2 separate regions of the Homo sapiens genome follow, and region 2 is linked to region 1. A link is an interaction called in ENCODE POLR2A ChIA-PET data of the cell type or tissue named here. Cell type or tissue: Panc1. All regions are shown on one strand. Each heading gives the region's core, and the rest is flanking DNA. Links, peaks and the distances in the headings are about the cores only.

Evidence for each region. Peaks named below come from ENCODE experiments on the same cell type or tissue, not always from the same donor. Only the 100,000 strongest peaks of a DNase experiment are listed, where the experiment ranks them.
Region 2: POLR2A ChIA-PET joins it to region 1 with 10 read pairs; 2 of 35 experiments call an interaction of 5 or more read pairs at or near these places.

What each region holds. Positions count from the first base shown.
Region 1 is chr12:15,794,204-15,810,090 of GRCh38, reverse strand. It overlaps the pseudogene MRPS7P2. Among named protein-coding and RNA genes, the nearest start is that of EPS8, 13 kb to the right of the region's middle. In Panc1, for the core only: no CTCF peak of the experiment used is centred there; no DNase peak of the experiment used is centred there; H3K4me3 peaks cover 927 bases; H3K27ac peaks cover 2,717 bases.
Region 2 is chr12:15,574,808-15,590,694 of GRCh38, reverse strand. It overlaps PTPRO (protein tyrosine phosphatase receptor type O), which reads right to left. Exons shown (of 27, transcript NM_030667.3): 20 at 11,752-11,842; 21 at 10,580-10,656; 22 at 9,864-9,998; 23 at 8,894-9,016; 24 at 3,644-3,798; 25 at 1,105-1,240. Among named protein-coding and RNA genes, the nearest start is that of EPS8, 210 kb to the left of the region's middle. RefSeq lists enhancers at 86-145, 426-475. In Panc1, for the core only: CTCF peaks have their summits at 5,854, 6,053 (motif pointing right), 9,786 and 9,987 (motif pointing right); no DNase peak of the experiment used is centred there.

The sequences.
Region 1 (15,887 bases), core at 5,151-13,150:
AACCTGATCCACTTATGATATCATCACCATCTCTGTTTACTCTCATTCTTGTCTGAAGCTAGCTCATCAGGAATTTCAGAGAGAACACCTTTGAGCCTGAAACTCTTTAATTATCACCTGGTTCCAGGGAACTGTGAGCTAGAAAGATACCATACTTTAGAGAAAAACATAAAGATCTCTCTATGAAGATTATTTGCATTTGTCTGAGAGATAATGCTATTCATCCATTGTATGGAGGAGTGCCCAGAATAGAAATGAGCAAGGAGCAAAGATTTGCTAAGTGAATAGCTCTCTAATTCCTTTTGAGACCTGTCTTCCAGGTGTAATGTTACTTTGTCTGAAGTATAGTGAATTTCCAAAACTGGGGATATACCAATTTTGGTAGGTGCCAAAACACATCTGAAAGCTGGAAAAAATGAGTTCTATATTTTTTGCAGCCGTCTCTCCCCTTCTTATAGCCCTACTAGGGGATAATTGAAAACTGAGGTAAGGATAGGAAAAGGAGTAACTGGAGATAGGAAAGTGCAAAAAGTATGAAAAAAATAGGAATACGTATAATTGAAGCAGGTGTGCTGAGAAAGGGCTTTGTGCAGTGATGTAGAGATAAAATGAGGCTCTGGGGTAATTTCTGGGATTGACATGCATACACTGCTATTAGTCTATCTAGTTACTAGTCTATCCTTCTCTCTTGCTCATAGGAAGAGAAGGAGAAAAGAAAAAGTTTAGCATAAGTGAAAGATACCAGGTTCGGAGAAAGCTGAAGTGTTTCAAGGGATATTTAGTAGACAGAAAATTGCAGAAAACACTTACACGAGTGATTACATTAGTTTAAGATGTATTGTGAAAGAAACATGGCTTTTTTTTTATAACCGCCTGCACTTACTTTTTTTTCTTTGTGTGGAAAGAGGGGCAGAGAACAGAAAGGAAAAGGCAATGGAGAAAAAGAATATGAACCCAAGATAACCTTGACTCTTTCTTTCCTAACCTTAGACAGGAAAGCAGAAACATGTCATTAGGCCAAATCTAAAGACAATAAAAACTTTAGATTTCTCTTTAGGCCAAGAAATGTCACAGACCAGCTTGGGAAAACATTAAAAGCTCATGAATTAAAACGATATTAGAATAAATAGGTCTTTGGGTTTCTATTTAAATACCTCATTAAAAGTGTAGTAAATGATTTTTTCCAACTAATTTTATCAAGTAAAATCTTCCATCTGGCTTCACTGAGAAAGAATTTCAAAGTTGTGGAATAGTAGACTCAAAGCTGGAAGGAATCTGTCTTTTTATCCAACCCCCTCGTTTTCCTTGAGCAAATTCTACAGTGTAATGTAAACAGAATCTATCGAGCCCACATGCTCCAGACTTGCTCATTAAAAACACAAAACAGCTTCTGTCACTCCTATGTTCCCTTCCAGCTACTAGTCTATCCTCTCTTCCTAGCTAAGCTCCTTGCAACAGCAGTTTACCTTTGCTCTCTCCACTTCTTCACCTTCCTTTCAGCTTCCCAGGCCACAAAGCTGCCACTCCATTGAAATTGCCCACACTTAAATTCCCTCAGAAAGCACACTCTCCCATCTGTGCAAATAAATGTTGGCTTTGAAGCAGGACAGTTGGGTTTCAATCTTGCCTCTCTCATTGATTTCCTGTGTCACCTTAGGCAACTTCACCTCTCTGTGCCTCATTTTCTCATCTGTAAAGTGGGGATAATAATAATCCTTACTTTACAGGGTCTTCATAAGAATTGACTAAATTAAGCTATGTAACCTGGTCAAAACGGTGTCTGGCATGTTACTAAAATACATTTCGGACTGGGTGTGGTGGCTCACACCTGTAATCCCAGCACTTTGAGATGCTGAGGCAAGAGGATCTCTTGAGCCCAAGAGTTTGAGCTTGCAGTGAACTATCATCCTGCCACTGCACTCCAGCCTGGGTGACAGAGGAAGAGCCTGTCTCAAAAAATAAATAAAAAAGGCTGGGCACAGTGGCTTATGCCTGTAATCCCAGCACTTTGGGAGGCCGAGGCGGGTGGATCACCTGAGGTCAGGAGTTCGAGACCAGCCTGGACAACATGGAGAAAACCCGTCTCTACTAAAAATACAAAATATTAGCCAGGCATGGTGGTGCATGCCTGTAATTCTGGCTACTCAGGAGGCTGAGGCAGGAGAATGGCTTGAATCCAGGAGGCGGAAGTTGTGGTGAGCTGAGATCACGCCATTGTACTCCAGCCTGGGCAACAAGAACAAAACTCTGTCTCAAACAAACAAACAAACAAAAAATTAAAACAAACAAAAATAAATAAAATGAAATAAATTGTATTTTGAATACTTAGCTTTCACTATGTTTCTTGCTACATTTGTAGTTTTACTGTTAACCAGTTCACTCCTTCCAAGCTCCCTTCCATCCCTCCCTCTTCCCTGCTTTACTTGGTTCAGTTTTCCTATGTATTTGAGTCTCTCCTGTGGGCCAGGGCACTGGGACTAGTGAGCTAGACAGCACACTGCATGTTTTCATGGGGCTTGAACCCACAGTTTTCATCTCATCACCCTAGTAGCTGCTGCTTCTCAGTTTTCTGTGGAGGCTCCTTTTCTTCTTTCTGCCTCTTGATTTCTTAAATGGTCCTTACATTTTGTCTTCTTATTCCAGTAGAACATTCTGAAGATGAAGACATCCATGCTATACCAAATCTGTCTTCTGTCTTGACTATACTCGTAGGCCTACACTTTACGCTACATATTCGTTGTCTTCACCTGTTAAAAAGGCACTTCAATCCCAAGATCTCCAACATGGAATGGATTACCTCCCCACTGTAGTCCCCTTGCCTGGTTTTACTCAGTAGCCGATGGCACTGCCACCCATCTGGACACCCATATCAGAATCCTCTTTCCTCTTTGACTCCTCCACATCAATCATATGACAATCTGGCTTGCTTCTCAGATGTAATCTCTCTTCTCTACTCTCATGTTTTTAGTTCAGGCCTTCATTATTTTTCTATTTCTTCATGGTTCAATCTTGGTAGGTATTATATGTCCAGGAATTTATTCATTTCTTTTAGGTTTTGCAACTTGTTGGCAAATAGTTGCTCATAATCATCTCTAATTCTTTGCATTTCTGTGGTCTTAGTTGTTATGTCTCCTTGTTTATTTCTGATTTTATTTATTTGGTCTTCTCTCTTTTTTTCTTTTTCTTTTTTCTTTTCTTTTTTGAGACTGAGTCTTGCTCTGTCGCCAGGCTGGAGTGCAGTGGCATGATCTTGGCTCCCTGCAACCTCTGCCTCCCAGGTTCAAGCAATTCCCCTGCCTCAGCCTCCTGAGCAGCTGGGACTACAGGTACGCTCCAACATGCCCAGCTAATTTTTTGTATTTTTTGTAAAGATGGGGTTTCACCGTGTTGGCCAGGATGGTCTCGATCTCCAGACCTTGTGATTTGCCTGCCTTGGCCTCCCAAAGTGCTGGGATTACAGGTGTGAGCTACCGCGCCTTGCCCTTTTTTCTTAGTCTAGACAAAAGTTTGTTGATTTTGTTTATCTTTTCAAAACATCATCTTTCTGTTTTATTGATTTTCTGTATTTTTTTGGTCTCAATTTCATTTATTTCTGCTCTGACCTTTATATTTCTTTCCTTCTACTAATTTTGGTTTGGTTTGTTCTTGCTTTTCTAGTTCCTTGAGGTGTATATTTAGATTGTTTATTTGAAGTCTTTCTACATTTTTGATATAGGCATTTATTGCAATAAATTTCCCTTTTACTGCTGCTTTTGCTGTATCCTATAGATTTTGGTATGTTGTATTTCCATTTTCATTTCTTTCAAGAAACTTTTAAATTTCCCCCTTAATTTCTTCACTGACCCACTGGTCATTCAGGAGAATGTTGTTTGATTTTCACGTGTCTGTGTATTCCCTGAGGTTTCTCTTTTTATTGATTTCTAGTTTTATTTCATTGTGGTCAGAAAAGATACTTGATATGATTTCTACTTGTTTGAATTAGTTGAAACTTGTTTTCTGGCATGAGATATGGTCTATTCTGGAGAATGTTCCATGTGCTGATGAAAAGTATGTGTATTCTGCAGCAGTTGGATGAAATGCTCTGTAAATATCAATTAGGCCTATTTGGTCTTGGGTGTAGTTTAACTCTGTTGATTTTCTGTGTGAATAATCCATCCATTACTGAGAATGGAGAGTAAAATCCCTTACTTTTATTGTATTGCAGTCTATATCTCCTTTTTCATCTATTAATGTTTGCTTTATATACTTGGGAGCTCTGGCGTTGGGTGCACTGATATATAAGTGTTATAAAATTGTTATATCCTCTTGCTGAAATGACCCCTTTATTTGTTTTTTGTTCCTGGAACACCAATAATTCCTGGATTTGGTCTGTTGAGGTAATTTTCTGTATCCTGTGGGTGATCTTTGTTCCTTTTCACTATGTTTTCTTCTTAATTCTTTGACTGTGTACTTTCACATAGCCTGTCTTTAATGAGGGAGGTCTGAAAAAGGATATCCTATTAATATGGAAAGGATTGTTAGGGGTTTGTGCCTAGGGGGACCAACCTGTGGAATGTACCTCCTGCTGCATGGTGCTGCTGATTGGACACTCTGATTTGGTGTTTCCTTTTTTTTTTTTTTTTTTTGAGACAAAGTCTCACTCTGTTGCCCAGGCTGGAGTGCAGTGGTGCAATCTTGGCTCACTGCAAGCTCCGCCTCCTGGGTTCACGCCATTCTCCTGCCTCAGCCTCCTGAGTAGCTAGGACTACAGGCACATGCCACCACGCCCCGCTAATTTTTTTTTTTTTTTTTGTATTTTTAGTAGAGATGGGGTTTCGCCACGTTAGCCAGGATGGTCTTGATCTCCTGACCTCGTGATCCGCCTGCCTCGGCCTCCCAAAGTGCTGGGATTACAGGCATGAGCCACTGCACCCAGCCTTGGCATTTTCTTTTGCCAAGTTACAGAGCAGAGTGTCCAGGGCTGGGGATGGTAGTTCCACTTCCCTTCCTTGTGTCTGGCAGCCCTCAGGGATATTTCTACCTACAGCACCTGGTATGCTTCCTGTGGTTTGAGGCAGGGACAGGTTTCCAGCTAGGGAACCCAAGATGATAGAGAAGCTTGTTGCCCACCTTTATCTCACTTTTCCCGTGTAGAAACCATGAGTAAGGGAAGTTTTCCACACTTTTGGTGCCAGGAAGGAGGAAGCATGTGCTGGATATGGAAGTCTGATTTTCTTACTCTCTGCTCAAAGTTGTTTCACTTTTCTGTGGTCTCGGGAACTATCTCCTCCTCATATTTGAGTTCTGTATATTGCTAGTGATAATCTCAGCACTATATATTTGTTTTTGTTTTTCTGTGGGGTTGTTGAGGGGAAGGGGCTAAGGCCATTTTGGAGCCTGATTTTTCTCTTTATAGAAGACTAGCCTTTGAGATTTCTCTACTTCCTACCTTCCATTCCATCAATCTATCCTACACACTTTCTTTTTTCCCCCTCCAGACAGTTTTAGTGAATGGTAGTACTGTACCACAAGGTATACCAGTTCAGTGTGAGAATTTTCTAATAAATCTTTTCTAATACCTAAAACCGCTTCCTTTTATATCATCCAAATGTCCAAAATCTTTTCTAATACCTAAAACCGCTTCCTTTTATATCATCCAAAGGTCCATCCCAAGCTGAGCGAAGAGAAGCCTGGGTCCTAAGTTTCTTGGACGACGTTTCCAAGACAATGTGCTCTCTCTTTACAAGGAGAGGGGGACAGAGGGAGAGCAAATTTTAGCCTCAAAGAAAGAAGGATTACCAGGCAATAAATATGCTGCTCCATCCTTCTCATGAGGCCTGCCGGCCCTTAAAAAGGAACTACATCCTTAACCCACAGCTATTTTTTGAAGTGGCAGTGGCTCACAGTATTTCTTGCAGTGGAGGGCCCTGAGCTCCTTCTGGAATCTCTACCGCCAGCAGTAGTGGGCCAGGGCATGGTTGGCCTTGACCATCTTGTGCATGTCATGCTTCCTCTTGATCACGGGGCCCTGGTTGCAAAAAGCCTCCAGCAGCCCATGCGACAGCTTCTCTGGCTGGCATCAGCATCCCCTGGTGCCACTTAGTGATCATCCACTTTATGGCCAGGAAGTGGTGATATTGGTAGGGTGAGGATCCAGGGATCCAGGAGAAATGGCCTCCCTTGAGGATGGGTATCAGCCCAATCACAGGCTCATAGTTTTTCACTGCCTAGTTGAAGACGGTGTAGGGCAGGAGTTCCCAACCCCCAGGCCATGGACCCGTGGTAAGGTTCATGGCCTGTTAGAAACCAGGCCACACAGCAGGAGGTGAGTGGCGAGCAAGCAAGGTGAGAAAGCCAGCATTACCGTCTGAGCTTCACCTCCTGTCAGATCAGCAGCAACTTTAGATTCTCATAGAAGCACGAACCCTATTGTAAACTGCACATTCGGGGATCTAGGTTGCATACTCCTTATGAGAATCCAGTGCCTGATGAAATCATCAATCCCTTCCACCCCTCTCCCATCAACCCCCTCTCCCCTGTCGGTGGGAACCAGTTTCTGGTGCCAAAACGGTTGGGGACCTCTGGTATAGGGGTTGTGTTCAATGGTTGCCTGTTCCCCTGCAGAAGCATCATGGTACTTCTCATAGCTTCCAGAACCTGAGTCATGAAGGATCTGGCTAGTACTTTGTTTTCTCCCTTCATCATCATGTTGGTGAATTTACTGATTGTGGGGTCTTCAAACACAGAGCTCGTTGTCATTGTTGGAGCAGCTTTGATGAGCTGAGTCTCCTTGAGTTCCTGATCATTCTTCTCCTCCTCAGTTACTTCAGCCACTGGCTTGCCATAATGTTCCTTGTCAATCAAGGGATCTCTGAATTCAGGACCCTAGCAGCTCCACCTCACCTGAGTTAGCCCTAGAAGCTGCAAGACAGTCTGCCGCAAATCCAGCACAGGCCTGCCCCCTTACACGCTTTCTTTTTCTTTTTTTGAGACCAAGTCTCACTCTGTCACCCAGGCTGGAATGCAGTGATGCGATCTTGGCTCACTGCAAGCTCCGCCTCCTGGCTTCCTGCCATTCTCCTGCCTCAGCCTCCCGAGTAGCTGGGACTACAGGCACCTGCCACCACGCCTGGCTAATTTCTTGTATTTTTAGTAGAGACAGGGTTTCACCATGTTAGCCAGGATGATCTTGATCTCCTGACCTCATGATCCTCCTGCCTCGGCCTCCCAAAGTGCTGGGATTACAGGTGTGAGCCACCATGCCCAGCCCCCTTACACACTTTCTAAAGCACAACTCTGTTTATTAATTCAACCATTTATTCACTCATTCACTCATTTATTTAATAACATGGAATATAAACACACTGTGTGCCAGGAACAGATTATTTTATTTCCCTCTTTAAGTTCCTTTAACAGTGCCTTGACTCCTTGTTATTTGTGTCTATGTACATTCTGTGTTCCTGCCTCCACCTCCTGCCCATTCCCTTGATAAACTGCTACATGTTCTTCATAACTCAGCTCAAATTTCTCCTTATTCATTCATTAAACTCTGCCCAGCACTGGGGATATATAGCAATAAACAAAACTGACAGATATCCCTGCTCTCACAGAATTTACATGAGGGAAACAGACAATAAATAATTGAACGAGATCTTCAGATTGTGATAGGTGCTGTGATAAAAAAGCAATGTAATGCAATAGGGAGAGAGAGAGTGAGTGAGTGTGTGTGTGTGTGTGTGTGTGTATGGGTTTAGGCAGGGTAGGAGTATAGTTTAAATAGGGTGGTTCGTCAGAGAAATCTTTTCTGATGAGGTAGCACTTGAGCTGAGAACTGAATGAAGTGAGTGAGCCATGTAGCAATCTGGAAGAAGAGTGCTCTAGGGCAAGGGAAGAGCAAGTGCTAAGGCGCTGTGGCGAATGCATGTCAGAGCGCTGGAGGAGCAGCATGGAAGTTGGAAGCCATTCAGTGAAAGGAAGCACAGCAAGTCTCTGTGATGTCACTGCTGGTTTTGCACAGCAGCGTCAGGCACTCATTTCCCTGTGCTCAGGTAGCACCTGGTATTAAATTGTACTGGTATGACATGGTATATGGTTGTCATTATTTGTTTATGCTTGTCTAATTGCTAACAACACTGCATGCCCTGAAGGGTGGGGACCATTTTGTACTTTTTTTTTTTTTGTATCCCCAGGGCCCATCCCTGTGCTTGGCAGGTACTTGGACCTTTGCTAAATGGGTGAGTCAGAGGCCCTCAAGATGCTTTCTTATGCTTGAGTCACCTGATTGGGTTTCTTTGTTCTTACTTCTCCTGGTACTCTTCTGGAGTAGGGCTTTCATTACCTCTCTCTCTTAACACTTGATACTGATGTTCGACCAGCTTTGGCTACTTCCCTCAGGGAACCTTGAGTCTTGGACATTCCTGTGTTGATTTCTATTTGTGACCCTCTACTCCTCCTCAGATTTTTTTTTCTTTCTTTTTTTTTTTTTTTTTTTGAGACGGAGTCTCCCACTGTCTCCCAGGCTGGAGTGCAGTGGCACGATCTCGGCTCACTGCAAGCTCCGCCTCCCGGGTTCACGACGTTCTCCTGCCTCAGCCTCCCGAGTAGCTGGGACTACAGGCGCCCACCACCACGCCCAGCTAATTTTTTGTATTTTTTTAGTAGAGACGGGGTTTCACCGTGTTAGCCAGGATGGTCTCCATCTCCTGACCTCGTGATCCGCCCGCCTCGGCCTCCCAAAGTGCTGGGGTTACAGGCATGAGCCACTGCGCCCGGCCTCCTCAGATTTCTTATGTGTTGCAGGGATAAGTATGGCCTGTGTGGGCATTGCCGCTGAAGGGCTCTACATGTTGGAGCTGTGGAAAGGCTCACACTGACAGCAGTAATAAAGGAAGATAAATGCAGAAGGCAGGGGCAGAATATGGAAGGACTTGCAAGTTGAGCGATAATAAAAATATTGGCAATTGACTGTTATTGTTTACAAAAGTCATGCTGAGATTCTACTTTTAATATTTTACAAATACTTCACTATTTATCGTCATAATCTTTTTTGTGCTAGAGTGAATAAGTTTTAAACTTTAGCTTATTTTTCGATGACCAAAATGTCATATATATATATTATAATAATATGGTTTTATAAGATGTCAGATCCTGAAAATAGATGACATCTATAAAATGAGACAATGTATCTCTCTCTTTTTTTCTCAGAGTGGGGAGTGTTGGGTTTTTTTTAAAGATAAGTATCTCAAAAATTGCAAATACAGGTGCGAATCACTAGCAAACAAAAAAGCCTCTAAATGGTTGAAATAGCTTTTATCATGAATATGAGCAAAGTTTATATACCTTATTATAAAACAACTTTTGGCCTTCTGATGTAAAACCTACTTACTCTAATTTCATACATAATTATAATGTTAGTATCTATTTCATTAAGTCACAGCAGATTAAAAGTGATAAATTAACAGGACAGGAAAGGTGGTAGAGGAAATCACAGCAACAAAACAGACGGGAGGATGCCAGATTGCATAGAGGCAGGAAGACTTAGAGAAGCAGACCTCGAGTCCTCAAAATGATAGCCATGACCTCTACATCCAAGACAAAACAACTCAGGCACCCTTTTAGTCACTGTTACATAAGTGCGCAGTGACTTATCTGCAGTATCAAAACAAAAGATTCATTTTTTTTTTAAGTTTGTTTGGTTGGGTTGTTTGTTTTCAAATTCCATTTGGTAGCAAAGCCTGACTTGTCTTGTACTTGTTTGGCAGCAAATCTTATCTGAACTGATGTGAGGCAACTTAGGAAGTTCATTCTAATTTGTGGGAATATGTTTTGCTGCAGAAATAATGTGTTAATTACAGACCTTATTTGGGGTGGGACGAATATATGGTATAAGTACCATGTTCCCTTTACAAAATTAAAAACATCTGGTTGCAAGGGTTTTGATTAAAGGGTCGTGTACCTCTGTAGTACAGTCATGAATGCCCAGAATGATGAGTGTGGTTAATAAGATCAGAAATGCATCCTTTGGCCAGGTGCAGTGGCTCACGCCTGTAATCCTAGCACTTTGGGAGGCCGAGGTGAGCAGATCTCTTGAGGTCAGGAGTTCGAGACCAGCCTGGCCACTATGGCAAAAACCCGTCTCTGCTAAAAATACAAAAATTAGCCGTGTGTGGTGGCACATGCTTGAAATCCCAGTTACTTGGGAGGCTGCGGCAGGAGAATCGCTTGAGCCCAGGAAGCGGAGGTTGTAGTGAGCCAAGATTGTGCCACTGCACTCCAGCCTGGGTGGCAGTGTGAGACTCTGTCTCAAAGAAAGAAAGAAAGAGAGAGAGAGAAAGAGAGAAAGAAGGAAAGAAAGAAAGAAAGAAAGAAAGAAAGAAAGAAAGAAAGAAAGAGAGAGAGAGAGAGAAAGAAAGAAAGAAAGAAAAGAAAGAAAGGGAAGGAGGGAAGGAAGGAAGAAAGGAAGGAAGGATGAAGGAAGGAAAGAAGAGAGGAAGGAAAGAAATGCATCCTTCATACAATAAAGTGAAGAAAATACTTTGAAAGCTTTGCATTTAAAAAGTGTTCATTAAAGTGGTACGAAACTTAATGTTTTTGGAAAGCCAACAAGTGTTTATAGCACACTTTAGAGATTCTCTCTTTCTTTCTCTGTGTGTGTGTTGGGGGTTGTGGATGTGTTTCTGAGTCCTTTAAGATGAAGTTACATTTAAAATCTGTGGGATATATTTGCTCTTGCCTTGCCCAAACTGGGATTTCTTAGCAACCAATGAATTTTTGATTAAAAAAACCAAAGCAAAAACGAAACTGGGATTTCTGTGCTGTGATCAGGAAAATGATCTTTAAGGTTGTTGGAATTACCTTGAGCACAAGTGATCTCGGTGAGATAGGTATTGATAAATGTGCATTTGCATTTTAAAACTTTCCAAATTCGTAATAGGAGTTTTCTTTCGTTTTATTTTCCCTGCTGAGGATTCTGCTGTTAAGGAAGAAGAAAGTTTGGGTGCCAACTAAAGGAAACAGTGTCTGTGTTTGCAATGCCAATGAGCTTACCCAGGGGGAATTGTTAAATAGCCTAAGGATTATTCTAGCTCAGCAATCCTAAAGATACAAAAATGCAACTTTGGACATTAGGGATGGGAGTTTTAAAAATCTGCCCGAGTTCTAGCAGGAGTAAAGAATTGAGAAACATGAAAAATCCACAATGAATAATAAAATATTACTAAGTTAAATTTTCTCTGCCACAAAATAATACTTTTTTGTAGTATTAAAAATGGCTTAAAATTCAATTATAGAAATAAATTAACTGAAATAGTGAAAGTGACTCCTATTACACTGTCACCCCTCTCCCATAAAATACTGGTAGAATGTTGGCTTATATTTATTTGTTATTCTTTTTTATATAAGTTAATTCATACTACATAATGTATTGCAACATGCTGTCTCCCCCCACCTTAATAAATATATATCTTGCTGTCTATCCTAGCTAGTAGTTAATGTCACCACCTCATTCTTTTCAATTGTATAGTAGAATTCCACTTTAAAGCTCTACTATAATTTTAAACAGATAGTTTTTTGAAGATTCCCCCCCCCCACAGTTATTTTATTTTCTTCCCTTTTCATTCTCATCTGCTTTTCTTTTTCTTTCTTTTTTTTTTTTTTTTTGCTTAGGCACAAGTAGGAAAATAAAAAGCCTAGATCTGATTAGAAAAAGCTGTAAATAGTGAGATAAGTGCTGCTCATAAATGGCAAATTTCCAGTTCTGCAGAACAAACAGCACCATTCTCTCAAAAAGATAAAACAAATGTCTCTTTTGCATTTTAAGGAACATTCAGCTGTTACTAGTAAATGGATCAATAACTCTCAAATTCAAAAATTAAATTTCTGTTAGTTATACAGAACATTAAAATTGCTGGAGGAAATCAACCTTTTCATAAAAACCATAAAAACAAACTTTCACATTTAAAATTGGAAACAGAATACCTGTGCTCTTGTTCAGAAAGGAGTTTTTTTTTTTGTTTTAAATCTACAGAGCTCATCAGTCATTCAAAGGTCAGAGATAATAGGGAATGAGACATTCTGATGACCTGAGTCCAGGTAAATAAGAGAATATGACTGGAGCACTTTCACCACAAATTAGAGCAACAATTCCATTGTCCTTCTTCCGTCATTCTGTCTCATCTCTTTTAGCCTTTCCCTAGCCATGGCTGTCTCCCTGCATTAAGGTCCTCCCTACCGTATGCAATTCCACAATTTTTCTCCCAGGAGGGACAAGAATAGTAATTAAGATGAGCACCGATGATTCACCTTACAATACTATTGCAACTTATCTGTGTTAGCTTCCTCATTTCATTCCTTTCCTGCCTTTCAGAGGTAACTACTATTCTGAATTTTGTGATAAACATTCCTTTGTTTACAAACAAATTTTTAACAAATGTCTGCTGCTCCTAAATAATAAATCATTTAGTTATGCTTTTCTGAGCTCTCTAAAAAGGATATCTTATCATGCATAATCTTCTATGACTTTTTTCACTCAACTCTAAGTTTCTAAGAGTAATCTATACTGCGGAACATAGTGGTTGCTTCCTCATGTTCACCGCTATAGAATATTTTGTTAACAGAATATACTAGAATTTATTTCTCTTTCTTGCAGTTTTACATATTTATAAATTTTATTATTATGATTTCTTCTTCTATTCATACATTATTGGGAAGTCTGTTTTTTTTTTTTTTTTTTTTTTTTTTTTTTAGATGGAGTCTCGCTCTATCACCCAGGCTGGAGTGCAGTGGTGGGATTTCAGCTCATTGCAACCTCCTCCTCCTGGGTTCAAGTGATTCTCCTGCCTCAGCCCCCGAGTAGCTGGGATTACAGGCATGTGCCACCACACCCGGGTAATTTTTTTTGTATTTTTAGTAGAGACGGGGTTTCACCATGTTGGTCAGGCTGGTCTTGAACTCTTGACCTCGTGATCTGCCCGCCGTGGCCTCCCAAAGTTCTGGGATTACAGGCATGAGCCAGCATGCCGGGCGGGGAGTCTGTTTTTAAATCCCATTTAAATTAATCTTTAGAAATTAAAAAGTACAATTAATTAAAATTTCATTTTAAACTTAAATGTTTTAAAAATTAGTCGGCTATTGATTTCTAACTGTACTGCCTTACAAACAGATGAGTCAAGATCAGAGGTCAGTGAATCACCACCCTATGGGCCACACTTGGCCTGTCACCTGTTTTTCTACAGCTGGCAAACTAAGAATGGTTGGTACATTTTAAATGGTCAAACAACACAAAAGAAGGATAATATTTTGAGGTCTGTAAAGATTACATAAAATTCAAATTTAGTGGGTCTTACATTAATTGGAACATAGTTAAGGTCATTTGCTTATGTATTGTCTATGGCTGCTATTGAGTTACACAGTGGCAGAGTTGTGTAGTTGCAATAGAGACCACTGACCTCCAAAACCTTAGCTTTTGTTATCAGGTCCTTTACATAAAAAGATTTTTAACCCCTTTTCTAGATGATGCAAATTCTCAGAAATGTATTAAGGTATGCTGGTTAATTTTTACAAATATTTCTTATGGGTTTGTTGAGTATGTGTATTCTCTAATTGCTATATGCCACATATGTATTATATATATGATATATACATATATCGATAGATATAGGTCTCTATATAAGTAATCTATATATATATTGAGAGATAGAGATAGATATAGAGAGATATCAATAACTTAACAGTGGTTGAATGGGTGTTGAAATAGCTACACTATGATAATGAGTTTTTCAATTTCCTCTTGTAGATTTTATCATTATGTGATGACCTTTTCTAGCCACAATAATGCTTTTTTATCTTGAAGCTCATTGCGTGTGATGTCAACATAGCTATACCAGCTTTAATTATTATATAATTGATATATCTTAAGCTTTCCACGTTCTTATGTTTGTAAATAACATATAGCTATATCTTTAAAAACTGCCTTGACTCTGTCTTTTAACTAGAAAGTTTAGTCCATTTATATTGTGATTATTTACATGCTTGAATGTTTTTCTCCTCAGTCTTTACCTTCTATCTATGTGTCTCCTTTCCTTCTACATTTCTTTTTTCTTGCTTTTTTGTGGCTTACAGAGGAAGATTGATTGTTAATATTTGTTTACCTCTTATTCTTTCTCCCTTCCTCTACTGGTTTGGAATTTCTACATCACATTTCCGTTCTTTTAGAGTCTTTAAGATATTGTAGAGCATAATGGTCAAAACCACGTTCTCTGCTTGAATTCAAATCCTAGCTTCATCACATACTAACTCTATGATTTATTATCTTTGTGTGTGTGTGTGTTTACCTGTAAAATTGAGGTTGTGAAGTACCATATGGATCATTTCTGTTAAAATCTTATTGTGAATATTTTTCTTAAGGACACTTAAAATTAATATATTAAACTCCTCAGAACAATACAAAAACCTTAGAATGATTTAACTCTAATTATCCTCCTTCTGATTTGTAAGTTATTCTCTAGCATTTAAACTGTGTCTTTTAAGCCTCACAATTTCATATTATTTATTAATATTATTTTGTACAGACCAGGCCTCTTTATATTAACCCAAATGTTAATCAGCTTCTTTGTTCACCATTTTTTCTTGTATTCCAGTATTTCCTACTGGGTCACTTTCCTTCATCTGAAAGTGTACTTCAGAAGTTCATCTAGTGAAGGCAGTGAAAAGAATAGTTTTTAATCTAAAAATGTCTTAATTACATTTTTGTTCTCAAAATATAATGTTTCTGGACACTAAATTATAGGTTGACAGCTATTTTCATTCAACATTTTGAAGATATTCCACTCTCTTCTGGCTGCCATATTGCTGTTGAAAATTATTCAGTCTACTTGTTTTTCTTTTGTAAATAATATTCCCCCCTTCGATGCTTTTAAGATTGCCTTTCCCCTGGTGTTTTGAAATTTCACTGTAGTTTATATTGGTTTGCTTTTTTTCATGCATCTTATGTGATACATGTATATGTACTGCCTCTATTTCATTTTCTTTTCAGGTATCCTACTTGATACATGTATATAGCCAGGACTTCCTCTTTTTGTAGATTCATGTCCTATGTTAATCTGGGAACAGTGTTAGCTATTGTGTCTTCTCTTGTCTTTACTCCATTCTTTGTGGTCTCTCATTCTGGGATTCTAATTAGAGATGAGTAATATCTTAACATTCTCTATATTCCATATCTCTTAATGTTTATTATTTTCTGTCTTTTTTCACCTTCTGTGGTGCATTCTGCATAATTTCTTCATATGTAGCTTACATTATTCTTTTCAACTATGTTTAATCTACTCTTTAACTCATTTATGGGGTTTTATATTTTAGCAGTTATATTTTTCTTTTCCAAAAGTTCTAGTGGGTTCTTTTCACGTATGCCTAGTCATCTTAGATATTTATTTATGATTTTAATTTTTATTTCTTTATACAGCCAGATAATAGCTAATTAGTTTTTTTGCCTCATAAATCGAATTATATTTGTTTATTCTGCTAACACTCATGTCAGCAGAATTTTCTTATATGGCTTGAGATCTTTGATTATGAATTCCTATTTGGTTGATGTTTATTTGTGGGAAATTCTGGGACACTAACTTGAGGTTATTTTTCTCCAAAGAGGATTTCTGTCTATCTCTCTTGGGAACTTGTGGGCCCAAGGACCTGAAACCGTACTGACTTCCTTCCAGCAGAGTCAGCTAACATGGGATTTAAAAGATTAGCTTCTTCACCTTGTAGCCGGTTTAAGTCTTATTTAAAAGATTACTGCCTACCCCACCTGCTTCAGCAATTTTGTTTTGTTTTGTTTTCATTTTGGACCCTGAGAGATTCCCTTTACTGTCTCAGAGTCCTACAATGCATATCAAAGTATATTTTATGCGGGATCC
Region 2 (15,887 bases), core at 2,831-10,830, 220 kb after region 1:
TATGATCCTGCTGTAGTTCAGAAATGAATGTATTGAAACAGCCTTGCCAAAAATTGGTCAGACAAGAATGGGGAGGTAGGAGGAAAGAAAAGTAAAAGGAGTGGGAAAGCAGAAACAGCTGAGACGGCCGCCATTACTCTAGGCTTTTGAAGTGATACTGACATCTAGTGGTGCTGGGTAGGAAAAGCATGAGGAAGACCAAAGCATTTTAAAAATACCCTGATTACAGGTCGGGCCAGGTTGTGTTCTACCCAAGCGCTCCACCCACACATACTCTTTGAGAAAAAGGATTATTGTAAGACCGAAGCTAAGAAGTCGCGAGTATGGCTGGGTGATGAGGCTTATGAACAAGCTGTTGTACTTGGGTTTTTGCGCCCACAAGGGTACACACCCACGGCTGCTCTGAGGCAGGCGGTGCTGTCTGCCGGCGTTGCCTTGGGTTGTCGCTCCAGACTAAGTGCATCCTCAGGCTTTCAGGGAGGGAGGACTCGGGAGAAGAGGAGGAAGACGGAGCACGTAACACTGTTGGATATTTCAGGGGATGCTTCCATGTTGTTAAAATAATAAATCTTCATCATTGAGATGAAGGGAACTGGCAATGCTGGTAGGTTGGGGACTGGGAATCTTTAAAATCATAAAAGGGACAGAAAGCTCAAATCCAACTTCTAATCATCATCAAAAGTGAATTGGGATAGAGTCACACGGAGGATAAACTAATGACAAATGTATTGAATCAAATCCAACATTTCAAATATAAATCAAATTTCACCAGTTCAACAGTCTCTATTTGGTGGCATTTACCCAGGATGGCTGTTATCTGCAATTGACTCTGAGTCTGTTCAAAGAGGTTTTACTCTTACGAATCTACCCATGCACTCTGAATTATGATGCCAATAAAAGTATAATCACTATATGTCGAATGGATTTCTGGAGGCTAGTGTCTATTTCTTTTATGCCTCAAAGCAGTTTGAACATATACAATAAGAAAATGGGAAAGAAAGATACAAAGAAGTTTGAGAGAATTGTTTTGAAGCATATCATTGAATAATGGTAAGTTTTTCAGTCCAGGGAAAATTTAAAAATACATATAGATTATGTTCCTACCTCTGTCTGTACCATAGACATCCGGTATGACCTCATTTCTGACACCAGCCCTAAGATGTCAACAAACTCATGATCCCGAATGTGCTGCAAGAGCCTGTCCAGGGCAATGAATGTTCCTGTCCGTCCCACGCCAGCACTGCAAAAGAATGTTCCGATGGCATATTATTCAGATGGTGCTTCTTTTTTTTCTCCCCCCTCTTTTTTTTTTTTTCTTTGAGATGGAGTCTTGCTCTGTTGCCCAGGCTGGAGTGCAATGGCATGATCTCGGCTCACTGCAACCTCTGCCTCTCGGCTTCAAGTGATTCTCCTGCCTCACCCTCCTGAGTAGCTGGGATTACAGGTATGTGCCACCATTCCTGGCTAATTTTTGTATTTTTAGTAGAGATGGAGTTTTGCCATGTTGGCCAGGCTGGTCTTGAACTTCTGACCTCAGGTGATCTTCCCACCTCGGCCTCCTGAAGTGCTGGGATTAGAGGCGTGAGCCACCTCGGCCAGCCCAGATGGTGCTACTTTACTGTTGAAATAAAACTGATGATTTCTAAAAAACTACAAATAGTACCCTTGTGGAAAAACGCAGACTAAGCTCCTGACAATATTTTCCACTTAACTGATTTTTAAGTATGGAGTTGTGGTTGGTGTTCCTTCTAATGTCACATTTCTGACTATCATGGCTACGTTCCTGAGAGACATTTGCACTGCATTGGCCACACCCTTTATCGGGGTCTCTGCTTCTGCAGAAAAGTAGGGATTCCATGTTGAGTACTCTCGGGAACTGATTTCTGAATTCAGAGAGCTGATACACATAAACAATACCCTGTCTTTTGAACAGCATCAGAGTTAAGCCCTCAGATCAGCTCAAAACTCCAGTTGAGATGTCCATACCCTAACTCTAGGTCTGGGACCACAGAGATTTGTGTATCTTCAACCCTAAGTTCAGTTCACCACCCCAGACCTGCCTTACAGCATGCCTGCCATTTTAGTGGGTCCTGGGCCTGCTTCCATCTCACAGGGACCTTTGAGATAGTTGCCTTAAAATCAAATGAAAAATTTGGACCCAGTCTCAGCCAGTCCCCCAATCCCAATGCTCGGGGCACAGATGGAAGTGGACTGACATGCGCTGACCAACTGCCCATCACAGTCCCTAGTTCTATGTGTTGAAGTCAGCCCTTTTTTCCCTCTAATCCTCAATAAAGAGTCAAATGGCTCTTAGCTTTGAATCACTGTGAAATGATGGGAAAAGAGAAAGTTCAAGCAAATTTATATGGAAAGTTTGCTAGAAAAATCCCACTCTATAAACCTTGAGTTTAAGGGTTGCTTTTTCTACTAGACAACTCTTCCCTCCCAGGATTTCTCAGATAAAATGATCTGCCATTGGGTGAGCACCTGTAAAGTCATATCCAGAACTGCACTTACTATCTTCCATGAAAGGAATCTGTGAGTTTGACCCCAGAGTTGAAGAGCTTCATTTTCTGTTCTTGAAAAGAACCATTTTGAGAACAGATAATCTTACCTGCTAAAGCACATCTTTTAACCTGTGAATGCCTACAGTGGATTGACAGCAACAATATCTGCCCTAAACAGAAACTTAGTAGCTTATGAAGCATTTTCCTTTCCAGGGAGACACACACTCCACACAAACACACATGAATGCACACATATACTTCCTCATTCTAGTCATTCTAATTCACAAGGGCCAAGGCAGTAGGTCTGGGATTGTAGATTTATTTGCTTAGGTTGGCATGGCTGCCAATGCTTCCCTTCACATCTTCATCCCACTGCCACCTCTCACTTGCCATTGGAGCACGTTTATGTCCCCTGTTCTTTTGAGGTTGCATAAGGATTTTACAGCAATATTGTATCACAGAGATAGATTTTGATGGAGCTCTGTTCATACAGTAGGAAGAACAAATTAAATTTAATGATAACTTTTCCTGTTGGGAATTAGTGTGGACCTTGATTTTTTTATATCCTATATCCTTTTTCATTCTACTGTCTGACAATTTAAGAGACAATCCCGAAGAGGAATCATAGCAAATATGTTTATCTTCCTAAGCTGAATATTTTCATTTTTCTTTTCCTTTTCTAGTTTTTATGCCTATTTATATTATGTCAAGCTGTGATCAGCTTTCTATAATTTGACCTTGTATTTGTCCATGTTGTAACTACCCAGAATCCTTGATGGAGTAGGATAATATCACATATTAAGGGCATGATCTTTGCAGATTGGCATGCCTGGATTTGAATACTAACTCCTCCATGTTCTAGTTGCATGAACTTGTGTGAATCCCTTAACATCTCTACCCTTCTCTATTTTTTTCATTTAAAAATTGGAATAATAACATCTATTTTATAGGGTATAGATACAGGAAAGCCAGAATAAACATTGTATATAGTGAGACATCAATTAATCATAGTTTAAAAAACATCAGAGTTTATTTAATTTTCAACTAAACCTGATAAGGGCTTATGGAATGGTGAGCTGTTCCCCTTACAAAACCAACTCCTAATATTTAATAGAAAATGCAGTTGATGAGGTTACCTGCAGTGAATGATCATGGGACCTTTGCTCTTGGTAGCTTGCTGTCGGACCATGTGTACAAACTGCAGGATACTTTCTGCAGCATTTGCTGTGGGCACACCATGATCAGGCCATGCAGTGTAGTTAAAATGCATCACATCCTGCATCTCGTCAGCCTTTAGAGAAAAAAGCCAAAAACAAGCATTAATTTTTCAGTTCACTGTTAGGATGACCCAGGACTCTGCTAGTTAAGCATGCAAAAAGGTAGAGCCACGTTCCACTCCTGGTCAGTACACTTTCCTTTCCAGCTTTGAGCACCATATCTGGCATAAAATAGGTATTGAAAAAAAAAACCACGCTAATTGTATAAAGCTTCAAATAGTAGGATAAGTAGGCTAATCTGTACCTGTGGACAACACTTAAGCAGATTAGGGTTTGCATCCTGGCTCTGTCATTTAGAAGCTGCATCAGTTTTGGCTAATGAATTAAACACTGTAGAAAGTGCTGTTGGTGCCCTTTAGATACACTTTGCCAGCCTGGGACACACTTTTCCCAGTTGCTGCTAACAGCACAGCAGTACCTATCTCTTGATAGTTGCCTTCCACTGCACAGAGCTGCCTCGATAGAAAATGCCTAAGAGGTTGCGTTCTCCTGCTGAGGGAAGCCCACAGCTAATGACTGACTAATTGTGGGGTACAAAAATCCAGCCTTTTTCAGAGTGAGACAGTACCATGGTGCTGTTCATGCCCCCAGCACTCTCTGTGGGATCCAGCACAGGTGAGATTTTCAGCTGAATGCTCTGTAGGGCTTCTTCTCTGTCAATCTGCTTCCCTTGCTCCCTTATGGGCTTTCCCTAAGAATGCACTTTCACAAAATCACTTATATGAGAATCCTTGTCTTGGGCTTTGATACTAGAGGACTTGACTCACTGAGCTTCAGTTTTCTCATATCTAAAAATGGCCTAATGATACTTATAACAAGAGTTGTTGTGTGAATTAAGTGTAATCATGTGTGTGATATTACTACTTACTAGTACCTCATTACCATCACTCACCGTCATCCAGCTCCGTGCAATTGTATGGTTGATTCTGGGAGTCCCCAGTAAGTGAGTATAACTTGTATATTTTCCTATTCCTATTAACCCATACATCAAATATATTGTTGTTCTCTCTGAACTGAGTACATATTAACTAGAATGTATATCTTTCCAGATCAACTCTTTTTAGTCCCAACTAACTTGTAAGAGTTACATATTCTCCACTTGTTATCAGCCATCAGAAATATCCCAAACCCAGGCTTCATAAAGGTCTGATTCATCCCTCAGTTCTCAAACTTGTGAAGAGCCTAGAATTCACTCAGAGGCTGGAATACTATATCATAACTGGGAAGGAGGGAAGCTTGGCCTCGCTGTCAGTTTTGAGCTAAAATTTAAGTTCAGGTATTGAAAGAGAAATGAATTTCAAAGAGTCAGTGGTCTTGGACAGAAAATAAACGTATAAAGACAATTCATAAATAAAATGTATAAATAAATATGTAAGATTTGTTTAAATATACATAAGTTATCACCTCCCCTACACCCATTGTACCCTTGGCACCTAATATATCCCCAGCAGCATGCAGTGCCTCCCCTACTATGTTCAAGGGCTCTGGCTTAGACACACAGAACATGAAGTCTACAAAGACGCTGGCTACCCTCACTGCTCTCTTCAGGAAGTATGTTGAGAAACTATCTTGGGCATAAAGAATTGTGCAGAATAATTTACTTATTCAACATCATGAGGATTTAAGAATACTCAGCCACCAGATAACTTTGGTTGCCAGGAAAGTTCAGGAAAATGCTTGCCCTGTTTAAATGCTGATCATAATTTGTATAACATGTGTACATTGTAGCCAATATATATATTCCAGTACGGTTGAAGTGAAAATGTATTCAGTTAAAAAGTGCAAGGTGATTTAAAATCAGGAAATCATTAAATTGTAGTTAGTTTCTCCGCAGCTACACGGCAGGGGTCCTGGAACTGGGGTCAGCCCTGTGAGCTGAATAGCAGGGCACAAAGTCCCTGGCAACAAACACGTTTTTGATGATCTTTAGTCTCCAGCTCTCACTCAGTTGATGCCAAATTTCAAGTAGTAGAAAGTGACAAGTTGTGTGTTATGGTCATTTCTCTCCTTTCTTGTTAAAGGAGAAAACTCTTCTGGTTTTATCTTACTTAGCTATTCCTAAATTTCTCTTACCTTGAGTTCCTTATTTATGTAATTTTATCTTTTTATAATTGGAAAGTTTCCACATATCAATATGGAATGGATAAAGAAGGGTATAAACAAAAAATGAAACAAATTGAAAAATATATTAATTAGCATAGCACAATGTTCTTTGGGCAACTTAGCCTTCATTGTAGCTTAACATTTAGATTCATTATGCTTATGGCCAAAAGGGGGCACTCTGGTACCAGACGCTTGTAACAAGTAAATTCCTTACAAACAAACACTACTGTTCAATGTTTTATTCCTATTTTTCAAGTCCTTCACATGATTGTCATTGAAAGATAGGTCATCACTTAAGACCAAGGACAAGAAGCATAGTACTGACCAAGCAATAATCTATGTGACTCTTCTTTGTCAACAGAATAGGCAATGGAACAGACCCTATTTTGTGCTCTGAAATTTTTTCTACTACGTGCAAACCTAGGGACAGATTTGTACTGTATTTGGTTATCAGTTTGCACTGGCTTTTCAATTGAAATATCTAAGAACAAAAAACAGAGTTCAAATGGCATTTGGATTGACAAATATTTTCTCTGACGGAAAGTCTATTGATGCTTTACAAGTGCCTTATTATTTTTGAAATAACTCATTCATTCACTGATTTATTCATTCCACAGGGATACAGCACTTGCTTCTGAAACTCACAGTATACTGGGGAGGCAGACACAAGAAGCGAGAATTGTAACTATCTATGGTGTGCTGTGATAAAGCAGCTTACTTAAGACTCTGCCCCAGAGAAGGAATGGGCTAACGGTGTCCAAGCCCAGAGAAGACGCCACAAAGGGGGTGACACTTAAGCTGAAACTCTGCATTTGAGTAAAAACGTGCTTAACAAGGAAGCAATGTGAATTTTAAATGACCGAAACAACACGAAACACAGCCTGTTAGAGTCATACGGGGATTTGCCTGAATTCTCCTGGTCATAAAAGACATTGTTAACTGCCAGTTAACAAGTGGCAATTAACAATGGCTAAGAAGTGATTTATCTCCTGTAGAGATCAATCAGTAGGTAGTATCAAGTTCTAACGTTGTATTGATACGGGCAATCTTTGTTTCCATTGCCTATTTTAAGGGTCAGCAAACATTTTCTGCAAAGAGACAGTTAGTAAATATTTTAGTTTTTGCAGATCATATAGTTTTGGTTGCAGCTACTCAAGCTTGATGTAGCACAAAAGCAGTCATAGACAATTCGTCAACAATGCAGGCTGTGTTCTAATAAAATGTTATATATGGACATTGAAATTTGAATTTCACATAATTTACATATAGCATTTCACATAAAATACTATTTTTCTTGTTGATTTTTTTTGTGTGTGTGTGTGTGTGTGGAGATAGAGTCTTGCTCTTGTTGCCCAGGCTGAAGTGTAGTGGCACAATCTTGGCTCACTGCAACCTCCACCTACGGGGCTCAAGTGATTCCCCCACCTCAGCCTCTTGAGTAGCTGGGACTACAGGTGTGTACCACTACACCAGCTAATTTTTGAATTTTTAGTCAGATGGGATCTCCCTGTGTTGCTCAGGCAATCTTGAAATCCTGGGCTTAAGTGATCTGCTCGCCTCAGCCTCTCAAAGTGCTGGGATTACAGGCATGAACCACCATACTCAGTTGTCTTTTTTCAACCATTAAAAAATGTAAAAACCATTCTTAGCTCATGGGCTTTATCCAAAAGGCAGTGGGTAAATTTGGTCCACAGGCTACAGTTTGCTATTTCCTTAACTATTAGAAAGGATTGTTTCTAAGCAGGGAAGAACATCTCAGTGAGAACTTTCCTATTCAATTTTGTCTTCATAGACAGCATGTTCAAGTGGAGAAGACTATTAATAGTAAAAACTGTATATTCTATAGGCTGAGGTCAATGGCATGACTTCAATTGATGTTAACACCTAAGCCTGTCACAGAAATATTCAGCGTTTGCTCAGAGACTTGTCAGCAGAAAGGTGTCAGGCCTTGTGAGAAAAACAGACATTTTTTTTGGATGTGTTATCCATCAGAAATCAATAGCCCTTCAAGAGAGATAGGGAATTATGATAATAAGACCTAGAAGTACCTTACAAATAATGAAAACCAAACCAGAACAAAACAAGAAAAAAAACAAAACAAAACCCAAACTACTAAATCAGGGTTTAATTATTTAATTTAAAACATAAGTGTGCCTTATATACCCCAATTATACTCATATATGATTAATATAAGTAATGAGAACACTTCTGTCCTCAATGATGCCTCATAAACAATGATTAATAGTGTCTTCTATGATCTTGAGCTAATTCGAGATGAACTAGTGCAGACTTTTTACTGCGTCTTCTCAGCCTCTCCAGACCAACCATATCATCCACACCATCACTGATGAAATGGGAAACAATGACACTGAGAATGGATTTTTCCTCTTGAAGGAAGCAGCAATGCAAAGCTCAAAGTGCTCATTGGGTTGGTCTCCCAGCACTTCCCTGGTGGTGGTGGTGTAGGTGTCTGTTGGGAACAGGCCCCCAAATCTGGCCATAAACTGGCCCCAAAACTGGCCATAAACAAAATCTCTGCAGCCCTGTGACATGCTCGTGATGGCCTTGATGCCCATGCTGAAGGTTGTCGGTTTACCGCAATGAGGGCAAGGAACACCTGGCCCTCCCAGGGCGGAAAACCGCTTAAGGCATTCTTAAACCACAAACAATAGCATGAGCAACCTATGCCTTAAGGACACGTTCATGCTGCAGATAACTAGCCAGACCCATCCCTTTATTTCCCATAAGGAATACTTTTAGTTAATCTATAATCTATAGAAACAATGCTTATCACTGGCTTGCTGTCAATAAATATGTGGGTAAATCTCTGTTCGAGGCTCTCAGCTCTTAAAGCTGTGAGACCCCTGATTTCCCACTCCACACTCGATATTTTTGTGTGTGTGTCTGTAATTCCTCTAGCGCCGCTGGGTTAGGGTCTCCCCGACCAAACTGGTCTCAGCAGGTGTCAGCATAGGGACAGCACCTGCTCTCTGCCTGGTGACTTACATAGTTGATCCGGAAGTGTCTACAGGCCCAGTCGTCCTGCTCTTCCTCTGAAATCATCTCCACAGTGATGTCTCCATAGGCTATAGGTTCTTCCGTGAATGGCCAGTAATGGTCACATTTCACCTGGAGCAAGGACAAAACAATTTTTTAAAACAAACAGGCTAGGAAAGGAATTAAGTGTGCTCACTTAGGGAAAACAAAGGTATTCGCCTCTAAAGAATTAGATAGGACCGTGGTGAAGATGAAACATAAAGCAAACCATTTCTGCTACGTAGTGTGAATTCTTATCACATGACTTGGGTCATTCTTATCATATCTAACTAAAACAGAGTTGAGGGGTCAGGGGACAAAGCACTCAGAATGCCCCAGCTACTCGGGAGGCTGAGGCAGGAGAATCGCTTGAACCTGGGAGGCAGAGGTTTGCAGTGAGCTGAGATCGTGCCACTGCACCCCAGCCTGGGCAACAGAACGAGACTCCGTCTCAAAAAAAAAAAAAAAAAAAAGAAAGCACTCAGAACGCATAACATTGTTCCAGGAATGTAATTCTCTGTAAGCCCCGGTTGCTGAAACTGCCTTTAGTAACTTGAAACCAGTGGTATCTAACAGCAACTGAAACAGCCTGTTGGGACTCTGAGACTAGTTTTACCCACCACCATGCATTCACCAATCAGAGCTTGCCAGCTCCCCAAAACTTTACTAGTGCTAATGAACTTTCCTGCAAAACAATATGCAATATTTCTCCTTTTTAGAAGACTTCCAACCTTCTCTTTTTTCCTTTAGACATTGCAAAGACCACCGGGTCTGTGTGTTTACCCCCAAATTCTAATTCTTGCTTCCCGAATACAATGTTTTAAATTTAGCGATTTGTCTCTATGTTTTATTTGACTTTGAAAACAGCAAGCATTTCATCAACGGCAGTGGCTAGGGCAGGTTTTGCTGCTAAGTGGGAGCAGTTTCAGTAAGTACGTACCCTCCTTTTCTCATTACACTGAGTGAGCATGACAATAATCTGAGACTTTTGTTGCAGGACCATCTTCCAGAAGTCATTTCTGGTTTCAGGCAGTGGCCCCTGGGTGGCAATATACTCCTGGGGTGAGTTGTATCCCTGAAAGATAAGTGACAAAATTATCACCTAACCAGACACTGTCAACACCAAATGCTGCTTCACGCCTATGGGAAAAAAACTGAAAACTTACTGGTGATAAAATTGGCAAAGGATCACACACCTATGTAATGTTTTCTCCTGTTTTAATCAAAGAGGCTATCAGAATAACTGACCATAATTAGTCTGTGTGATTGTAAGCATTGTTATCCAGAAGGCTGTAAAAATCACATCCACACCTTTTTATGACAATAATAACTGTCTTTATATTTTAAAAGTGCAGGTGCTAGGGTGGAACCCTTTGAATTTGGTTGCTGAATGTGAAATTTAAACATAAGAGAGGTGATCTTTAACCTTTCTACTTTCCCTTTCACTGGACCTTTATAAAGAAATAGAAACATTAGTAATCTATGGACTTTTTCTTTCTATTCTTTATTATGAAACGGAGTAATGCAAACTTTTTAGAATTCAATTGCTGGGTTGGGAAAGGCTCTCTTTTGAACTGTTTGACACATCCATATAGCCCTGCTAGTCTTTCTCTGGCTGGTTAGCTTTGGGATGCCTGATTTTTTTTTTCTACTTACAGGAATATAGTTGGCATTGATGTAGTCTGCACCTTCCTCTTCATTCATGGAGACTAATCTCACACGGCTGAAGTCATCTGTAGAGAATAAGGAGAAAAAAATATTAAAATTCAAGATGGAAGGAAAAATTATTTTGGCCCTTTCTATCCAATATTAAGTTAAATCAGTCAGTGACAGAGTAGGCAGATAATAATTTTTAGCCTGATATTTTAGCTATTCTTCAACTTTGGTTTGTTGTTTAAATAAATAAGTGAATATCTTCCAACCACTATTTTTTTTTCACTACCAGCTCTCCTGTCCTTGAAAGAATTGTTTCCAGGATTGTTTAGGTGTTGTTCAGAGTATTTCAGGAACTACAATATCTGTGAGATTGATTGGACAGCTATAGTATATAGCCTAAGCACACGATTTTCATTTCACCTAGAGATATCCAGAGAGTTCACTACTTTAAGGAGACCTAGAGAACAGAAGATGCATGGGTTTCTTTTGTAGGTGGACATTAAATTAAAGAAGTAATTTCTGAACTGTGTACAGATGTGAAGTGTTATTATGATAATATATCTAATTTCATCAAGAAACCATATCAAGAAGAGACTTCTCTTTCTAGAGCTTTTTCAGCCTTTCTCTTCTCACTTTTCCATTCATGCCTAGCTCCACAGCGTGTAGCAGAGAGAAAAGTGAAATCTAAACTGGAATGTATTTTAATTGTTTTGTAAGTGCTTTATATTACCTTTTTTTCCTTGAATGCTGCTTTTTATTACAAAATGCTAAGCAACTATATAACTTGTCAGAAGTTAGAGAAGGCATTTTAATATACTGCATCGCCTTCCCATTTGCCTCTTTCCATTACCAATGAATTGGCTGAAAATATTTTATGAGAGTACAAATGATCCAATCCCCAATTTGACTGTGGCTCTTTAATCTCTAAAGGGCCAAATGATCAGTCTTTTTGTTCAGATGCAATTCATTTAAAAGCACAATAATTAAATCTTCCTCCATATGCTAAGATCTAAAGACATCAAAGGAGAGTGAGATCAATGCAATCTCAGACGTGGCCTTGAGATCCGGACCACAAGTGGGTATGGCCAGAGATTGGTGAAATTGATTAATCTGCAATGACAGTCCTTCAACCCTTAAGACATGAGTGTTATTGGCACAATTGACGATCTTACATGGTAGGATGTTTGTGTAACGGTTTTTACATCGATTCAGTGGAAGATCTGCAGCAAAGTGTGGGATATCCAGTCCAATCAATTTCAACTCCTGTAAAGGACAGAGAATGGATTTGAGAGTTCCATACGTGGTGTGAATTGGATTATTGTTCAACTGGTTTATTGCTCACAAGCCCTTTGCTATATGACATTGCAGTAGCTCCCTTTAGAGGTGGAAGGTACTCCACCCCACTATCATCAACTTGCTTTGGCCAATGATCTTAGATAGAAATCAAGTCCACTCAGAAGCTTTCAATGCACTTGCTTGTTTGGTTTGCCCTCTTGTGTGCCTGCCATCTACCCTGAAAAAGACATGCCCAGGGAAGCTGCTAGTCCGAGAATGAGGAGGCACATAGGGCAGACCTGACTCTGACCCACAGCCTGAAGCAGAACTGCCCCAGCTGTTCCACAGACCCATGAGTGAGAAAAGTAAATGTTATTGTAGAGATTTTGAGGTTGTTTCTTATACAGCATTATTGTGGTAATAGCTATCTAATACAACACATAAATACCTTGGATAACTTAGTGGTCATTTGGAGAAGTAAGAACTATATGTATAACACTCAGGGTATGAAATATTTGAAAATAAAAATGCATTTCAGATTTTTGGAGGAATAGAGTAACTTAAGTTTATGCAATTTGTATAAATATTTCCTATTCTCTGAAGAAATCTAGGCTTTTTTTTTCTTGTAGGCAATGAGCCTTAGAGAAAGTAGTAAAAAATAGTGAGGAATGAGTAGGGAACAATCTCCATGTTACAAAGTATGGGATTAACAGTCACTAAATATCTGGTAATGAAACCTCAAACATAAAGATGGATCTGTAGTTGTTGGGGAAAATCCTTCAGTGAGAATAAGAACATCCAAATGTCTGCCTGCGTATATTGGTACTCTTATAAACCTCATTTCAGAAGGTGAACTGATGGGAAATTTTTATATAAATAACTGTCACACTTCAAAAAGGGTATGTTATGGGGAAAGGGGGATTTCTAAGTTGCTATGCCATGTGTCTTACAGGAAACGGGGATTACGGTCAGGCCACCTGTATTTCTTGGAGGCATCATTCACATTGTGGTCTATATGAACGGTGTTCACTGGAGTTGTACAATGTGCAACCAATGCAGTGGATCTAGTTATATTCCTATACAAATGTTAGAGGAATGTTAGTAAACAGTGTACATAACTGTGTATAAGTGGGATTACCCACATAGTGTGCATCTTTCTATAAGACTACTAAGCGAGGCAAAAATCACTTGTTATAAATTTTATTTACATTTATAGAATGTTAATATTGAGCACAAGTTTTACTCTTCATAATTCCTCCCAATTATTACTTCAAGGAATCAAAGCTGGAGGAATACTTCCCTAGGAGAAGAATTTCGGAGGGTCTTTTAACACTGTTGAAGAGAATTGGAGCCACTTGACCACGTTCTAGGATTGAATAGGGATATCTGTTTCATGCCCTTTGTGTCTTTATTCAAGTGCTCTTTGCAAAGCACATGCTTTATTAATCAAGTTATTGGGTCTTCTGATGCTTTTAACTAGAAGATCCTTGGTGGCAAATTACCTTGCGCTTAATGGCATTGGGTTGCCTGACTGTAGCCAACATGGATGAACCAACAAAAATTGCCCAGATTTCTCTCTTCCTTTGATTCCTCATCTCTTTTGGCTTTTCAAGATGACAATATCTGAAGTTCTTTGGACTAAGTTGATGTCAGTTTTATATACAAACTATGTTACATTTGATTTTCAACTCACAAAATTGGTTTTTTCCATCTCAGGCACTTACTTGCCAAATATATTTAGGCAGATGCTTCCCATTGTTATTTTATAACTGAGTGTTCCATTTTAAAGGGTATTCAAAGGTTGACTCTATTTTTCTTGTAAGAAGCAACTTATTTTTAGTAAATTTCAACTAAATCAGTGTGATGTTTAGGTTAGTTCCTTTTGGTAGTTATAAGTTTATTTAAATGATGCTTCCATTGCTTAAATTATTTCAGAAATCTACCTCCTTTAGAAAATGCCTGCATAGATATTTTTTCAAAATATCTCACATATTCTGACATGCCACTTATAAACTGTATGTTCTTGGAAGGGTAGTTAAACTCTTTTAAACTTTGCTTTAATTACCTGTAAGATAAGGCTAGTAATTTCTCCACACCTTCCTTTTTTATAGTGATTATCAAATGGAATAATTTAACTCAACAAATACTAATACAGCACTATTGATGATCATTGTAAAATACTTTTGTGATGATTCTTTGTTTTGCTTTGCCTGGCTCCATAATTTCTTCCTCCTCTGCCATTTATGCCAGCAGACCAACAACTCTTCCCCCAATTCTCTTGCTTTGGGGACAGACTGATAAGCCATGGGAAAAGGCCTCAGATACAAAAGGAATGGTGGAAACAGATTGAGGCTGAGCGTTTGAGCACATGTGGAAGCTGACTAACTGACAGAACTTTAATTGTGGAAGCTGACTAACTGACAGAACTTTAATTGTGTGTTGCCTTCCTGCTGTAAATACTCTAAGTTGATAAGAGAGGTTTAATTGGCTGAACACTGTAAGTGGAAGTTGCCAAAGTTGAATTGCAGCAAAGTGGGAACTGCATGTAAACACAGTATGCTTTGAAGCCTTTGTAATTTAGCCTGTCACTAAGTGGAAAATAAAATATTAAGTTTCCAGTTCAGCAGCTTTGAAGTTATTTTCTTTCCAACCATATGGAAATTCCACTGGCTTAAATCTTTATGAAGACAAACTATGGAGTGATGGACCTGAAACCCACATAAATCATTTCTGAATTTTCTTTTGTCAGTTTTGTTTCTAAATATAATTTATCACCCTTTTCTTCTAGGCTATACAGTCATCTGTAGTGGGTTGAATGGTGATCCCCAAAAAGATACGTCTACCTCCTAACCCCCAGAACCTGTGAGTGTGATCTAATTTGGAGAAAGTGTCTTTGCAGTTGTAATTAAGTTAGAGAACATGAGATGAGATCATCCTGGAGAAGAGGAAAAGGCATGTAAAGATGGAGACAGATCAGAGTTATGCAGCTGCAAGCCAAGGAATTGCTGTGGCCAACAGAAGCTGAAAGAGGCAAAGAAAAATTCTTCCCTAGAGTCTTCAGGGGGAGTGTGGCCCTGCTGACACCTTGATTTTGGAATTCTGGCTCTGCAATTGTGAGAATAAGTTTCTGTTGTTTTAAACCACGACAATTGTGGTAATTTGTTATGGCAGCCATAGGAACTAATACGGTCACCCAAACCCAGTAGCAGGCTACGTTTTGTTGGCTGTGTTTGAAGCATACAGGTCTTGGAAAGCAAAGCACAAGCATATACATTACATTAGTTGGCTTGGGCTGCCATAACAAAACACCATAGAGTGATAGTTTAAACAGTAGAGATTTATGTCTCACAGTTCTGGAGGCTGGGAAGTCCAAGATCAAGATGGCAACAAGGTAGATTTCATTCTTAGGCATCTTATCTTGGCTGATCCTGAGACAGTCAGGTGGGAGGGGGTCCTTGGAGAAATTCCAACTAGCCTGCTCACAGAGGTGGAGCCTCGGGAAGTTCACCATGTTTGCAGTGGGGAAGGAACCTGGCCTCTCCTCTTCCTGTGTGGAACCTGAGATTCAAGCTGCCAGTGGGAAGTGCTCTAGCAGGGACTCCAGCCTAGTGAGAGTCCCTGTTTCTCCCTTTTCTTCCTTTTCACCGAATAAAACCCTGTTTTACTCACCCTCCAAATTGCCTGTGAACCTAAATTTTCATGGCTGTGGGATGGACAAGGACCTCATCTTTAGCTGAACTAAGGAAAAGTCCTGCAACAATCCTACCACGAAGTCCTCACCCTCATGAGCTTATCTAATCCTAATTACTTAGCAAGGGCTCCATCTCCAAATACCATTGCATTGGGGGTTAGGGATTAAACATAGGAATTTTGGGGGGCCACAGATATTCAGCCCATAACCTGCAATATCATCTTCTGAGGAGAGCACAATCTGCATTCTGGTCTTAGGGTTTGTAACAATGTCAGCAGGTGAGAGTTTGCTTTCGGTGTTTGCTTTGGGATAGGGTGGACATTATGTCTTGAAACCCAAGCA